Linked DNA regions of Mus musculus: region 2 is linked to region 1. The links are chromatin contacts, found by POLR2A ChIA-PET in ENCODE. All regions are on one chromosome and are shown on one strand. The core of a region is the stretch at or near the end of the contact, and the rest is flanking DNA. Distances in the headings are between cores, read along the strand shown. Region 1 holds the start of Rasl10b (RAS-like, family 10, member B). Region 2 holds the start of Taf15 (TATA-box binding protein associated factor 15).

The links. ChIA-PET counts read pairs that join two places held with the same protein, here RNA polymerase II (POLR2A).
Region 2: POLR2A ChIA-PET joins it to region 1 with 13 read pairs in Patski. The contact joins the promoter of Taf15 here to the promoter of Rasl10b in region 1. POLR2A ChIA-PET finds 5 or more read pairs at or near these places in 3 of 5 experiments (Patski and embryonic stem cell).

Annotation. Positions count from the first base shown.
Region 1 is chr11:83,405,370-83,413,283 of GRCm38, reverse strand. It overlaps Rasl10b (RAS-like, family 10, member B), which reads right to left and starts at 3,596. Exons shown (of 4, transcript NM_001361568.1): 1 at 3,403-3,596; 2 at 450-806. The coding sequence starts at 665.
Region 2 is chr11:83,468,849-83,476,762 of GRCm38, reverse strand. It overlaps Taf15 (TATA-box binding protein associated factor 15), which reads right to left and starts at 3,655. Exons shown (of 16, transcript NM_027427.3): 1 at 3,557-3,655. The coding sequence starts at 3,563.

The sequences.
Region 1 (7,914 bases), core at 2,347-4,846:
GACATCACCTTCCATGACCCCATATTCCCGAGTGGGTTAGATCCTTCCAACCATTGCTGCTTCAGTTCCCTGGTCTCCTTCAAAGGCAACATTCATTACATTGTATAACTGCTTCAGCTCCATCTCCTCCAAAGGCAACATTCATTACATTGTATAATAACTGCCTGCTACATTAGTCTTTTCTTGCCAGACTATGAGTTCCTTGAAAGCAAATTTCCATATCTGATTTTGCTGACCATTCTGTCCTGATGCCCAGTGCAGGGGCCGGCACACATTAAACACTTATCAGATGTCTTCTGAATTCACTAGCACACAATGGGTACCTTCTTATGATGGCTTTAAGGAGGGAGGCCCAGGGTGTAGCACAGAGCTCCTGACGGTGTGGCCAGAGCTGGGGATGTAGAGTGTTGCCTCCCCTTCCCTGTTGCCTGTTGTCCAAGGGAGCTTACCTGCAGTGTGTTGACAGGGAAGGCGCTGATGGGTGGGAAGTCCAGGATCTGCAGGTCGTGCACATGGCCATTCATGACCACAGCAGGCAGGTAGAGGCGGCGGGTGGTGGTGGGCACACAGACCTCGCTGAACTCGTTGTATAAGAATTGGCGCACGATGGCACTCTTGCCCACACCTCGAGCCCCCAGCACGGCCACCCGGTAGGTGGAGACCATGCCTCCCGCCCCACTCCGCCACCGCGTCCTTGCCTGGGGCTCCTCCGGGCTGCATATTCCAGGGGCTGGGGGCTCAGCCACCGTCAGGAACAACCATTGCTCCCTCTGCTTGCCTCTGGCCCTCTGTGGCCACCACCTAGACTGGGGGGACAAGAGGTGGAGGGGGATGGCTCAGTGCTCTGGCTTATTCCTGGATCTCTGCTGAACTTTCCCACCACTACATCATTGCTGAAGCTACCATTGCCACTTGGAAAGCATTCTTTTTCTAGACCCTCTATCTCCATCTATCCCCAAGTTCTTTCTTATCCACTCTTTTTGTTTGAAACCCTTGATTCTTCACAGGCTCCAATTTCCCTCCACCAAAGCATACTTCAGTGCACAGCAGAGAGAGCACTAACTAGACTTGGATTTAAACTTCAGTCCCAGCCCCAAGCCTGGGACAAACATCAGCCTCTCTCCATCTCATCCTGAAGAACAAATGCATTTTAATGGATGCCCTCTTGGCATCCTCAGGGGAGGAAACTCTTTTCTGTACAGAACTGCTCTCATCATATTCTGGACATCTTAATTTTAAGACTCTCAGGAGGTAAGTGCCCACAGCAGCCTCCAGTTACCAAGATGACCTAAAATGCCCCCAGTATTTCCCAAAGTCCCACTGAACTAGATGACTGCATTGACTCTAGAGAGTAATACATTAGAGCACTGGCTGCTAGCCTGCCCACACAGTTATCCTCGGTCAATACAATGCCCCTAAGGGAGAAGTATTCCTATTTGCACTTCAGAGAAGTTCTGTGCGCTCCAAACCACATAGCTTGGAACCTCAGCTACTTTCTGCGGTGCTTTGCGTGTTTAAGCTTAGTAATTCTAAACAGTGACAAGCTAAAAGCCGGGTCTGAGTCTATGACGTCCCTTGGCGCTCAGAGGGCCTGGCAGCACACAGCTGCTGCCCAGGAAGGGGCTGGACGCTGGCGATGAATTCATTACCTTTTCGCTGGCTCAGTTCCTGTGACTTTTAGAGCTTGAACACAAACCCTAGCTTTGATGAATTTTAGCTGTAGGTTTGTGAGTAAAACGTCTGCTTTGGACTCATGCTCTGCACGTGTGTAGAGCAAAGCCAATAGCCCCCAAGACAGCCTCAGTAAACCTCTTCGCTGGAAGGAGAAAACCTGGGCTGAATGATGAACCCCCCCATAGTAAGTGGGTGCAGAGAGGTGGTTTCCTGGGCTCTGATGGTTTCCATCATATCATGTTTTCATGTGTGTGTTTTTATATATGCATGGATCATAGGTGAATGCCTCCCCCCAGGCTGTCCTGGTTCACAACACTCAACCTACGATTATGTATGTATATGTGCACAATGGTAAATAAAGGGCAGGGTTTGGAGCAAGAACCATCAAGGTTAGACTCCCAGCTCTGCCATTTATTTAAATAATTTAAAGGATGACCTTGGCCAAGAAACTTCATAGGTATTGTGAGGTTGTCCACGGAAAGCCCAGTGCCTGGCACAGAGAAGGTATTGCAATGAACCGTGGCTACTTGTCCTCTAAGGTTTTCCCAGACGCTCAGTTGAACCTCCTGGCAATCTAGGAATGGGTCACTATCTACAGTTGCATGGGCTCATAAACTTGCAGTGTGTGTACCTGGGCATCCATATGTCCATATGCATGTATATGATGCCTTTCATTTTATTGAAGAACAAAAATCCATCACCAATAAATCAAGACCCAGAGACTTAGGGAAGGAAGCCACCTTAGCTAAGACTAGGACTCTAATCTCTCTTGTGCCTGCCTCATGCATGTCCCTTCCCCAACAGGTGCTCCTCTGAGCCTGCTTCCTACGGAGACAAAACTAACGCTACCACCACGCACAACCCTTCAGGTCCCTAGGCCTCTGGGGCATCCCTGGATGCTGCCAGCTTAGCAAAGAGGCTCAGCTGGGTTAATTACATAACAGCACGAGCAGGTGGGGATGGGGGAGTCCTGGGCCTTCGAGAGGGCAAAGAGCAAGAAAGAAGAACACGGACTCACTCTGGGTGTGGCAGAGGTTTCAGGATGTATCCTATCTGCAGATTCTCAAGCCCCCAAACCAACTCTTTTTGAGTAGTAGCAGACACGAAAACCAGGTACAGTCTGGGAGTCAAGAAGTGGGTACAAGAACAGCCCCCTATGCACTGGCAAGCCTCTGGAGCTACCAGGCCTAAGTGTGGCCCTGTCCCCAACTCAGAGGGAACAGATGCCCCTTCAGTTCTTCCCAGGCACAAGTCCTGGGTCTAAGCAGTTTACTAAGCCCACATGCCTAGTTATGTGGGGGTGAAAGGTCTGTCCCAGGAAGCAGGGCCCAGGCCCCCTGAGCTTCCCCAGGGCCTGCATTCTGCAGTGAGTCTGCAGACAGCTCCCGGCAAGAGGCAGGGGTCACACACTCGGGCCACAGTCTCTTTTTAGTCCCTTCCCCGGCCTGGACATCTTGGGTCTCTACCTCACACTGGGAAGGTCGGGGGTTCTGAGGATCCTAAAGGCCGGGCCGTACGTCCTCGGGTGGTGAGTCCCTACCACGTCCGCGTGGGGGTGGGGGCGCCGGCGGATGCCGGGCTCCCAGTGACCCGATCGGTGGCAGGTGTGGGGGCTGCAGGAGCCCCGCTGGCTGCCGGCTCCAGCTCCACTCCGGCTTGCCCGCTGCCCCCTCCCCGGGCTGCCCCTCACCCCGCGGTCGCCCCGCTCCTCCTCCTCCTCCCGCTTACCCGGGGCCGTCCCGGCTGCCTGCCCCCTGCCCTGGCCGGCGCGGCCGCGCTCCCCCCGGGCTCCGGCGCTGCCTTGGGCTCCCCCGCCCGGGGGGAGGATGAGGGGCGCCGCCCGCGGCCCGGGCGCGGCGGGCTGGGGCGCGGGGGGCCGCAGCACCGAGGGTCGCTCAGCTGCTCGCCCTGCGGAGCGCGCCGCCCCACTCGCGCCGGCGGAGGGGGAGGCGGGCGCGGGGGGTTCCGCTGGGTCCCCGAGCCCGACGGATTCACTGGGGCGCCGCGGGACCAGCTCCCCAATCCCTAACCTCAACCTTCAATCCTCCCCTACGCCCCCGACCCCCGCGACTCTCCCCTGGGAGAAATTAGCTCGAGCCTGGACGAGTTGGGGGCGGGGACGAGAAAGGCCCCGGAGCCTCTGCCTTCATTGCGACTCCCTTCCCACACAGCCTCGCACCCTGCCCTCGGCAGGGCTCGTCCCCTCCTCCCCACGCTGTCCTTTTGACCCTTACCGATACAGTCAGTCAGTGACTGGCAGATGCCCAGCGTGTGTCCTGCCCTGGTTGCTGGCATCCAGATTCTTGCTCTTCCACCCCTGAAGGACGGAGTAGAGGGTGGTCACTCTCACCCTTCACTGCGGCAGGGAACAGCAGGCCAGGCTAGTGCCAAGCAAAGCTGGTCCCCTGCCAAAGCATGACCTCCACTCCTCTAAGGCTGCGGATCCCTCTCCTTTGAGATCCCAGCATTTGCAGGGCTTGAGGGTGCAGTTCCTCTTGTATTTAATCTAAAATAGTCCTCACCAACATATTTTTATCAGTAGGTAACATTCCAATGTGGTAAGAGCTTTGCCTAAATCCTCAAGTTAAATTCCCAGAACATTCCACGAAGGAGGTTGTTTCCCCCATTTTACAGATGAGATCACTGAGGCTGAGAAAGGATGAGTAACTACTTTTACTTAAATGCAAAATGGAATGCTAAGGCTGTGTCACTAGCAGGGCAGCTTTGCTTCGGAAAAGCTCAGCAGAGGGCTCACATAGTCCAGTGGAGAGGCCACAGACAAATTCCTTTGTGAAGTCAAAAGGGGTCTTAGAGGGCAAATCAGGTGGGCCACTTCAGAGAGGTCAGCTGAGGCTAGGAGCAACTGAGAGTCCAGAGACCTGACAGAATGCTTCAGGCTGGAAGAATGGGGTCAGAAGAGGCTGACAGAGGTTATGACCCTGACTGCTTCTTGTTCCCCTAAAAGGGTCTCAAAGACCCCCGTTTTACTTTTCTTGTTGGTGTGGCAAGTACCTGACAAAAGCGACTTAGTTTTGGCTATTGTGATGACAATAGACACATCTATTGTAGCCAGAAGGCAAAGTGGTGGGAATGTGAGGTCCCTGGCACTGTGCATGCAGCCTGGAAGCAGAGATGCACGTTAGCGTTAAGCTCAAATTTCAATTTCCCCTTTTGCCTTTTTAGTCAGTCCGTGGGATGGTGCTGCCCGAGATGCAGGTGGAAAACCCCCTTCAGTTAAACGTCCCTGGAAACACACTGACATGCCCGAAGATGTGTTTCCAAGATGGCTTCAACTCTGGTGAAGTTGACAAGGATGATTCTCTCTCAGAGACCCAAACCACCAGGAGTGTCCTCACTCCTGTACTGGATGGACAAGGGCCCCTGAAACAGTGCACCACCGCTGGGCATTCGATGCCTTTAGAGTGGTGGGGAGAAACAAGCCTGGTATCCATCCACCAAGGGTTTTCCGCATGGAACTGAATCCTCCAAAGCTATTACCATGGGTTCCATCTATTTCACAGAACCCACTTCACTTCTCCCTTTGGGCTCTGTGTTTTGGGCATTTTTCTAACTCTTGTCTCCACTCTGCTGTGCAGAAAGCATGGTGGTCATATGACTGTGCTTCCCGGCCAGAGAGCCCCATATTTGACTCCAGTCTTGCCCGATACTATGTGACTGAAGCAAGAAACCTGTGCCAGTTGAAATAGATTCTAGTCCTTTCCATCACTGGTGCAGACAGGACTTAAATGAGCCTCGGTGTGTGAAGTCTTCACAATACTTGGCAGGGAGCTCCAGTGTGTGGTCATCTCTCTCAGGATGAACAGCACTGTGGGAAAGCATTTCCATTTATTCTAGGTGGGGCCAAGAGTTGAGATGTGGATTTGAGAAGGACTGGAGCAAATGCTGCAACAAGATTAGGACTGGGAAGGTCAGGGGCCCTCTCTCAGAGGACCGCTTTGGGGCTGGGTGGGAATCAGATATGACTGGACTCGAGAGATTCCAGAGGAGCCACTGACACCCTCTTAGCTTGGTTAAATCATCCAGGACACTCTTTCCTACTGCGTTCAAAAAACTTTCATCCTCATCTTGCCTGAGGATACAGGCTTTCTGTTCTTCCCTCAGGACATAGGTCCATTTCAGCTTGAGGGGGACTAGAAATAAGAAACCTAGCAAGGCTGTCCCCTACAGATGACGAAACCTCATACTAGCCGTCAGTGGTATGTCATTTAAAGCACTGCTATAAAGTAGTACTTTATAAAATGGTACATTTGCCCGAAGTTAACTCATTTTGCTTTGCTGAGAGCTGACTTGGGCCTGTTCATTCTCTGTCACTAGAAATAACCTTGCTGGGAAAGTTCAAAGGGTTTGGTCCTTTGATCTGTCTAGCCTTGAGCCTCTTCTGGCTGTGGTTCAGCTAAGGATACCTAGTGGCTGAGATGCAGGTTCACAAATTCAGGTTCTGGGAGGGCAATTGTGTGTGTCCCTCTGTAACATCTGGAGCCAGGCCATGGAATGAGACAAGGGCCAGGCCCATCCCTGTTCTATCAGAACTGAGGACTCTCACAGGGATATTAGAGGCTGGCTGTGAGTAGGTTGTGAGTGGAAGGACAGCCAGCTGATACTGAGCCTTCACCCTCCCATATGCTATACTGCTATACCTACCAACAGTGGGGGATGGGAGTCACACTTTCTTAATTCAGGTGTTGGGGTTCTGCCTGGAGGATTTGATCCTAGAGATGGCAGTCTTGTTCCCAAACAATGCTCAGGAAACAACAGTTCTCCAGAGCCACTTCTCAACTAAGAATCTAGGTCTCCCTGCCCCCTCCCCAGCCCCCAATTGAGGCTTTCCCTTGTTGGCAGCATCAAGAACAGCAGAGCAAAAGCTAAATGAGAACTGAGAAGGCAAGTTCAAAGCCAACTTGAAACTTTTCAAGAAACATCCTTGTTGCTAATACCATGTCTGGGGGCTGGCTGGGATTCTAGGATTAGTGTTCAGAAGATAGAAATGGGTAACAACGGGGGAGGTGTGATCTTTCCCAAGTGCCATCCCAGCTATTAAAATAAACAGGCTCTTGCTTCTTAAAGCTGAGGGTGGCAGGGAAAAATCTGGGTCCAAGCAAGACCGGAAGTACTAAGGCATGCAGCGGGAGGAAGGCCCAGACTAGAGAGTGCTGAGAAACAACATACCCATTCTAGGGCTAGAAAACAATGTGATCTCAGGTTTAAGTCTGGGGGGGCGTGTGAGGGGTCAGCTGCTCAGAGCATATGGCTATCTCAGGACTTAGCAAAGGTCGATGTGGTGAGTAGGAGGGAGAACCTTTTATGGAGAGAAAGAGGAAACTGACATTGTAGTTAGATGTAGTGCCTCATCTCCCCTGAAAAGCAGGGGCTGCTGAATTCAGATGGGCAGGGGAACAAGATAAGCAAGTGTCGTGGCGCTGAGTGCTTTACCATTCTACTGTAACAATGCACAGCATTACTGTGGATGAGTGCAGATGAACAGGCACAAGCCTCTCCCTGCCAGTGAGGCCTCACTGCTCAATATTAACCTTGGGGGACCCAGGAATGCCATGGGGTGTGTGTGTGTGTCTAGGTCGGAGAGCACCTTTTGGGAGTTGGTTCTCTCCTCCCATTATCAACACACATTTGGGTTCTGAAGACGTAAATCAGATAGCTAGGTGCCTTTACCACTGAGCCATCTCACCCTCACTGTGACTCACTCATTAAACATGACAGAGTCCTTTTTGAAAGCTCTCCATGTGACTTGTGCACCTGAGCTGGCTCCATGTTTGACCGTCTCACAGACAGACTTCAAGACTGCTCTTCAGGTGCCTGACTCCTTTCTTTTCCAGGGTTTCCACTACATCTTGGAATTCCAGCAGAGAGCCAAGAGTGGCCTAGGGCGGTTCATTCTGAGTCTAGACACCAGAAGCATCAACTACAGCCCAAGTGCTGTAGACCCCCCAAACTCTTCTCTATACTTGAGATGTGCAAGGACTTGCCCAAGGGCTTGATGTTCCTCTATGCTCTTCCCCTAGGTGCAGGCGGTGGGAGACATCAGTCCTGTTACTGAGCAAACCACACAGGTGCCCCAAACAATACAAGTAGTTATAGACTCCTTGGGATGCTTTCTTTAAGGCAGTGGCTATCCTGTTTGCTTGGGAACACGCAGGCCCTGGGTTCAAAGGGCTTTTGGACTAGAGTGCACAGGTACCGAGTAGCAGCTTAGCTATGCTTCTG
Region 2 (7,914 bases), core at 2,406-4,905, 63 kb before region 1:
AAAAAAAAAACTTCAACTCACTGAGGCTTGGTGAACACCTTTAAGCCTGGCACACATGAGGCAGGTGTTTCTGTGAGTTCCTGGCCATCTAGAGCTAGTGAGACCATGTCTCAAAAATAAGAACAATTTAACTTTTCTAGATTTTTTTCTTTTTAAAGACAAGAGTTTCCAGGCTGGAGAGATGGCTCAGCAGTTAAAAGCACTGGCTGCTTGCTCTTCCAGAGTTCCTGAGTTCAATTCCCAGCAACCATCTGGTGGCTCACAACCATCTGTAATAGGATCCGATGCCCTCTTCTGGTGTCTGAAGACATAAAGACAGTGACATTGTACTCATATAAATGAAATAAATAAATCTTAAAAAAAACAAAACAAAAAACAGGAGTTTCCTATGTAGCTCATGCTGGTTTAAAACTAGAACTCTTCCCAACTCAGCTCCCTGAGCACTGGTGACAAGTGTGTACAACAATACCCACCAAAATTTTAGTTTCTTCTCTACCCTTCTGAGTTTTGTGAGACAGACTGCAACTACATCTAAAATTCTCCTAAGTTTGCTATTTCACTTACCACTTTTGTAAATTATATCTGGGGGAAGGGAAGAGTGAGCCAGCTCATCAGGTAAAGATACCTGATATAAGCTTGACAACCTGAGTCTAGCATCTGGTACCTGCATGGTGAAAGAGACCGCCTAAGGTTGCCCTGGCTTTCACAGGTACACCACAGCACACCCACACCCACATGCTAATGAAATTTTAGAAAATTATATTTTGTTCCTTTTTTTCAAATCTATGTGGCCTTTCCATATAATATATTGTTGGGGAGGGGTTTGTTTGGTTTTTGTTTTAAATCTTCAACCTAAAAACATTTTCCCTAATCCTGTTTGTCGTTTGACTCGTTGACAGCTGCTCCTAGTTCAATATTTACCTTGAACTCACCTTTTGAAAAATTTGAGTCTCTCAGATTCTTTGGACCTAGGTTGTGAGAATTCCTCACAGTGTACTTACAAATAATAATAAATAAACCTTAAAAAAAAAACAAAAAACTTCAACTCACTGAGGCTTGGTGAACACCTTTAAGCCCGGCACATATGAGGCAGGTGTTTCTGTGAGTTCCTGGCCATCGAGAGCTAGTAAGACCATGTCTCAAAAATAAGAACAGTAAGTTTTTCATTTATTTCCAACCAGGAACCCAAAAACATTAATTAGCCCAGACTTTTTAAATTTTTATAATATTTTGTGGTCTCCTAAAGGCTAAATGAGTACTAAAAGTAAAAGGTTCCAGATTACGAACTCTTAAGAGTCTACTCAGTATCTAAGCTTCCTGGTTACTGCACACACTAGGACTTTTCCCTTTGTTCATTCCTTCACTGATAGTCCTTCAAATCTATAATTAATCTGTAAAACCAAGATTTATAAGGATTTCAGTTTTCATTATCTGGCTAACAGGTGAAGGATTCACTTGTCCTTAGATTTGCAAGACCTATACTCTCTATCAGTTAACTGCCAAAATAGCTCTATGCATACCACACTGGCTTCTACATTTTTACCATGGGTCTTTCTGCCACAGCAAACATCTAAATAAGTCAATTAAATTTCTAAGTGTAGTCTGGAATGTTTAAAGGATGTAGCTTATTAATAATACTAGTTACTTACAGGGGGGGATTTATTCTGTTAAGTGTATTAATTTAACACACATTAAACAAGTCACTTATTCAAAAGTCAAGGTATTTCATATACATCACAAAACATATTAAGTTGTATATAACAGTAAGAAAAAAATCCTAACTTAAGCCTTTAAATTTAAATCTTTCATTGAAATTACTCAGTCCTATAAAAATGTCATTGTCTTATATAAATAATTACAATAAAAAACCAACAGTGTGGACCAAATGTAGCAAGCTTGCAATGCCACTCAGGAAGCTGTTAAAAGATGATGAGTTCAAAGCCAGCCTAGGACACACTGGAAGATCCTGTCCCAAACAATCCCTGAGCACTGCTTACACTGAATCTTGGTAATTCCTACATGAAGAGAGCTATTTAATTTTCTAAGTCACGGTTAACCTACATATACCCTTCCTAAGGATGCACTTGTACATCCTTTTCTGGACCTTTACCTGGAAAAAATATGCCAATTTCTCCTCTGGAACTAATAATCCCTTGTTTGAACAAAAAGCAGAATTTAAAAAGAGCTAACTTCACTTCAGCCTAGCTTTTTCCACCATACAGGTACCCTACCCAAAAAGATGAGATTTCTAGCTCCTCAGTATCATTGCTAATCTGAGGGAAGACCATCATTCTCTGTCCCGTCTTTCTCGCTCCTTTTGAATCTTCTCCAATTGCAGATTTGATCATACACATCCCTCCAGGTGGACTGGGAAAACCTTTAGAAAAGGATTGCCAATTAATTAATAAAAGGGCAAATCTTCCAAGCATAGTGGTGCACACCTTTAGTGCCAGCGGTTAGGTGGATCTGTGAGTTTGGGGCCAGCCTGGACTCCATATCGAGTTCCAGTTGAGCCAAGGATACCTCATGAGATCCTTTCTCTCATAAGTAGGTGAAAAACTACCAAAGTCATTATGTCATCTCAGCCATATGGCTTTAGGCAATGTTTTCCTCAGAAGTAAAGAACTCTCGTTCTGGGTCTGTCTTTGCCACCTGTAAGTGTAGCCCAAAGAAAGGACCTTATGTGGTCAACTGGAACTGTTAGAATTCAGAGGACTTTTAAGTTCTGGTTTAACAGGACCCAGACTGCCTGTCCGGAGGGGGGAAAGCCTCACTTCCACACAGCAGTGGCCTCTATAAATACTAATTTGAGGAAGACGCTGTCCTTGGTCTCTAAAGTCTTAAGGGAAATGCCACGAAGACCTAAAAGTGCTCGTCAGTAACTGGCAAGGCTTAATTCTAAGTTCAGGAGATTAACAAGTGGAGGAGGGAGTACAAAGGTGAAGCCCAATAAACAAACACCGCCCCGCAACCCCAATGGTTACAGCAGAGGGAATGACCGTAGCGCGACTTCGGGTAAGGCAAAGTGCTTCGAAAAGGGCTCCCAGAGCGTAAGACTCCCACCTGATGAATGGGTGAGTCAGGAAGGCCCAGCTCCACTTCTCGGATGGGGAAACAGAGGAACGAGGTGGCGAGACGACCGGCCGGAGGCCTCGCTGAGAGATCTGAGTCGGCGCGGAGGACCCGAAGCCCCCAGTCCTCAGGCTGATGCTCAGATCTCGGCTCCCCCCGCCCTTACGATGGCGTAGACGGGCCTCCGCCCCCCCCCCAACTCACACACACCCTCCCCGGGGAGCTGCTCATCTCCCCAGGTTCCAAGGGCAGGATCAAAAGAGCTCCGGGGCGCTCCCGCCGTGATTTGTAGCCAGGGAGCGTTGGGAGCGTGCGTGCCTCCGGTCCAACATGGCGGCGACGCGGCCGCCCCCCTCCCTCCCCCCACCCCAGCCTCCCTCAGGCCGGAGTCTTTCCCTCGCGGCCCTCCGGTGGGCGGGAAGACGGCCAGAACCCACCGGACCCCTTCTCGCCGCTGCCGCTGCTCGCTGACGGAGTCACCTACCCGACATGACTAACAGCCGCGGCGCGGAGCCCCGCCACGGCCCGCGGAGAACAAGGAAAACGAAAAGCCAGGCGGCGCGGCTGCTGGAGCTGCTCTGAGGGCGGCGCGGCGGGCTGAGGCCGACTGCGGGCCCTCGGCAGCCAATCAGCGCGCGGCAGGCGATACCACTGCGCCGAAGCCGGAGGGGTGATTCCACGCCACTCCGTTCCGCCGAGCCTTAGAGTCCTCCCGGATCTCCCCTCCGCGACCGTACCATTATTGAGAGGGAATTGAGAGAGGAAAGTACCAATGCCCTCCTGGGGCTAGGGGAGGAAAGCGAGCCAGCTCGCTCCGCCCCATTCACAACCCCAGTTCTAGTTTTACCGGGTCTGGTAGACTTTGAAGCTATGAAGCGAAAGACGAGGCTCCCCTTTTATAAATAAGAACTTAATGCCTGGGAAAGTCGATTCTTCCTTTAAAATCGGGAATGGTGTGGTCGGCCTCGCTCGGGCTCTTGCTGCAGAACTTGAACCACTTGGGGGCGTCCCGAGTCTGGGCAGCGAGCGGAACGAAAGTCGTGACAAGCTCCATACCTGATCGCCTCCGGGGCTGTTATAACCACCTTGTCCAATAAAAAAATCGAAGTGAGACCAGAACAAAAATGTGACTTCAGTCTAAGTCACGCGCATAACTGGCTCCGGGAATAAGGAGACACGGGAATGGATCTTTCTTAGTCCTCTGTAACAGCTAACTCTTAAATTGTCAGCGCCTTACATCATCTCATTTAATTCGCACAACAGACTGATGAAATAGTTTCCCCCAGTTGCGGATACAGCCGGATAGCCTGAGGCTAACCAAGGGCAAAGGTGGAATTTTGAAGCCTGGTAACCAGACCCTGTTGCTAAGGGGTTTTACCGGAAAGCCGTAGAGTAAGCTCAGTTGGGAAAAGGGCTTGGAAAACTCGAGAATCTGCAAGGACATTTCCCCGAGTGAGTGACACCTGAACGAAGACCTGGGTGATGAGTTATTCAAGTTGAATTGGGCAAAAGATCTGTCCAGACTTGGTGTAGAACAAGTAATTTGATATGTTTGAAGTGTAGCCTCCAGGGGAGAAAAGTTGAACTTGCCAGAAAAGTAGGAGGGTATATAGCTGAGGCCTCTTAGTTTGAACTTTGTCCTGAAGGTGGTGGATCCACCCACTAGAGAACTTCAAAAGGTGGAGATTAGATATGTATTTTCCAGCTGTAGAATGAAGAATAGGTTGGAGTTGCGAGGTGCCTAAAAGTGGGAGAGAGAAGCGAGACTAAGAATTTTGCTCAGTGATCCAAGCCTGGCCTAACATGCTTGAGTCCCTGGGCTCAATTCCCAGCACTGATAATTTTTAAAACCAATTGAGGTAGCATGGCCCAGTACTAGAAAGTGGAATCAGGAGGACCTCTGAATTTGAGGCCAAACTGGTATACATAGTGAGTTCCAGGACACACAGGACTGCAGAGGGCCTTTTTTATTTTTGTCTTAAAACAAAATATTTTAAGCAGGAAGATCACTTGAGTGGCTTAATAATAATGCTAGTGAGAGAGATCGCAGTGCACTGGACTCATAAAGTAACTGCAGAGGGAAGTGCAGAAGTCACAGACACTTAGGAGGCCATGAAAGCCTATGCAAGAAATGGCCAGATAGAGGTGTCCTGCACTGTGACAGGGACCAAGCGGAAAAGACTAGAATGGAGCAAAGAAAGGGTAAGTTCAGAATTGATACCTTCAGGTCAGAAAAGAGCATGAGGTCCTTTCTCCTCATTGTATCTGTATAGACAGAGGATTTTAGGAACCTTTAGACAGGACCAAAAGGCAAGGCTAAAGAAATAAAGAAATAAAAGTTCTTTCATGACTATGAGCCATGGTACTTTAGCATCTGTATCGAGGAGAGGAACCCAGAGAAGAGCTTATGCAATTGTAGAGAACCAGGCTACAGGAGAAAGAAAGATCTTCTGGGTTCTAATTTTGTTTTTGTTTTTAAGAAAGATATACAGAGTATTGCTCATCTTTGACAGTGTAAGTTTATATCATTATCCAGTTTCCATTTCCTAAGATCTACTCTGTGTGTAGAACCTGGGAAACCCTAGAGATAGAGAAAGAAACCCAGCCTGCTGGTCTCAGAAACTGCAGTCACATAATATAATAGGCAGGGTGCAGGCCTGTGGTCCCTACCAGACTTGAATGTTCCAGGGGTGGAAAGTGTTCTAAAAATAGGACACTTCATCCATAGGAAGGTAGCCTTATGAAGGAAAGCCTCCTGCATGAGGTGCTGCCTAAACTGAGCTATAAAGAAAGATCAGGAACTAGCCAATAGGTTCTCCAAGGCTAGCAGCTGTGATAGAGCACTTTGGGTAATATAAGTGCCCCTGATTGGGTTGTCAATGGGGTTCAGGGATGATGGAAGATAGAAATGGGGGGACCGAGGTGGACATTTGGACATGGAGATGCATGTGCATAATCCAAGCCAGATGGAGGCTGAGGCAGGAGGATCCTAAGTTTGAGGCCATCTTGGATGACAAAAACCCTAGAGAGAAGCGTGGTGGGGGACAGGCTACTTCCTGAAAGGTCCCGTATGCTTTATGGAGGATTTTGAATACTATTTTTTTTAAATGGGAACTTCAGGGCCAGCGAAATGTCACATCAGGTAGTCAGTTACTGTCATACTGAAAACCTAAGTTCTATCCTTGGGTCCTGCACTATAGGAGAGAATTGACTCTTGCACATTGTCCCCTGACCTCCACATGCATAAATAAACGAACAAATAAGAAAAGTGGAAGCTTCTGAGGAAGTTAATTTAGGAATGACAATTAGTTTTCTATATCCATCATCTCTCATTTTCTGGGCAGGCTTGTGAAATAAGAGTCTATATTTTGTAGATGATAACCCCAAAACCCAGAGAGGTGAGCACTTTTATCAAGGACACACGGCCAAGTGGGGATAGACGCAGTGCTCCTCCCAGCCTTTGAACCGTGGTCAGTGACCTATGCACAGTGTCCGGGACCTCCAAACCTGAAACTCCTCCCATGTCTATACTGTTCCTGGTCATTCTCCACCAAAGGTAGAGTTGCAGATCAAGCTCTGTGCCTTCTGCCTCCCATGCTTTTGCCTGATCGATGAATCCAGTGAGCCATGATTATCTCGGCAACAAGCTTCCATCTTTACCCACTTGTGCTTTGTGCTGCCTTCTCCTGCTCCTGTGATGTCCACTCACCTGGCCCTTGTCTACACACTGAGAGAAGAGAGCAAGAACATTGTTTTTTTAAGATGTATTTATTTATTTCATGTATGTGAGTACACTGTCACTGTCTTCAGACACACCAGAAGAAGGCATTGGATAACCATTACAGATGGTTGTGAGCCACCATGTGGTTTCTGGGAATTGAACTCAGGACCTCCGGAAGAGCAGTCAGTGCTCTTAACTGCTAAGCCATCTCTCCAGCTCAAGAGCAGGAACATTTAACTCAACAGCTTTAGCAGAATGTTTCTGGGCCAGTTTGTCTCTGATCCATTTCCCATGACTTCATAGGAGGATCTAGCCTCTGCAAATCCTGTTGTTTCAGTTCAGAAATGACCCCTTACCTCACCCCAACCCATTAGGGGTGAGTATTGGGTTGGCTGTCTGCCCAGCTAGCTATTAGGCCCTGAGTTTTAATCCTCAACCATGCAAAAATTATTCTAAATTGAAAGTTGCTTATTTACTCCCACTAGAATTGGTAAGTTAGGGGCTGGAGAGAAAAGCATGAGGATCAATCAGAGTTAAGATCCCCATCACCTATGTCAGTGCTTAGTGATCATGTTAGACTATCTGGAGTCCCAGCACTTGATGGGGTAAGGGGATCCCCCAGGGCAAGCTGGCTAGCTAGACTAGTCAAGTGAGCTCTGGGTTCAAAGAGAAACCCTGCTTCCATAAATAAAATGGAAAGCAAAGGAAGAAGACATCTGACTTAAACAAACTCTGGCCTCCTTGTGTGGCGTTTTTCTCAGAGGTTGAAACATTCTATCTGCAGAGAAAGTTCTTAAGACAGGAAGTCAAGAATTCCAAACTTCAGGAAGTCCCTGAAACTGAGCAGATTCACCAGTCATTTCTTCCCTAAGAGCATACGAGCAATGGAGACTCCAGAAAAAGCTCTAACTGAGCCACCAGGAAAAGTCACACCGCAGGCTGTTGAGCTGCCTACAGACTGTGCAATGTGTGCCAGGTTTCCAGTTTTTGTGAGCTGCCACCCATGTTAGAGTAGGCTTTGGTGATGCAGCTGTCTTTGAGTCATTTTTCTGTCCCTATTAGTCATAACCCCACCTCACTATTCCTGTAAGTAATCCCAGTAGAACGCATTGGTTCACCAA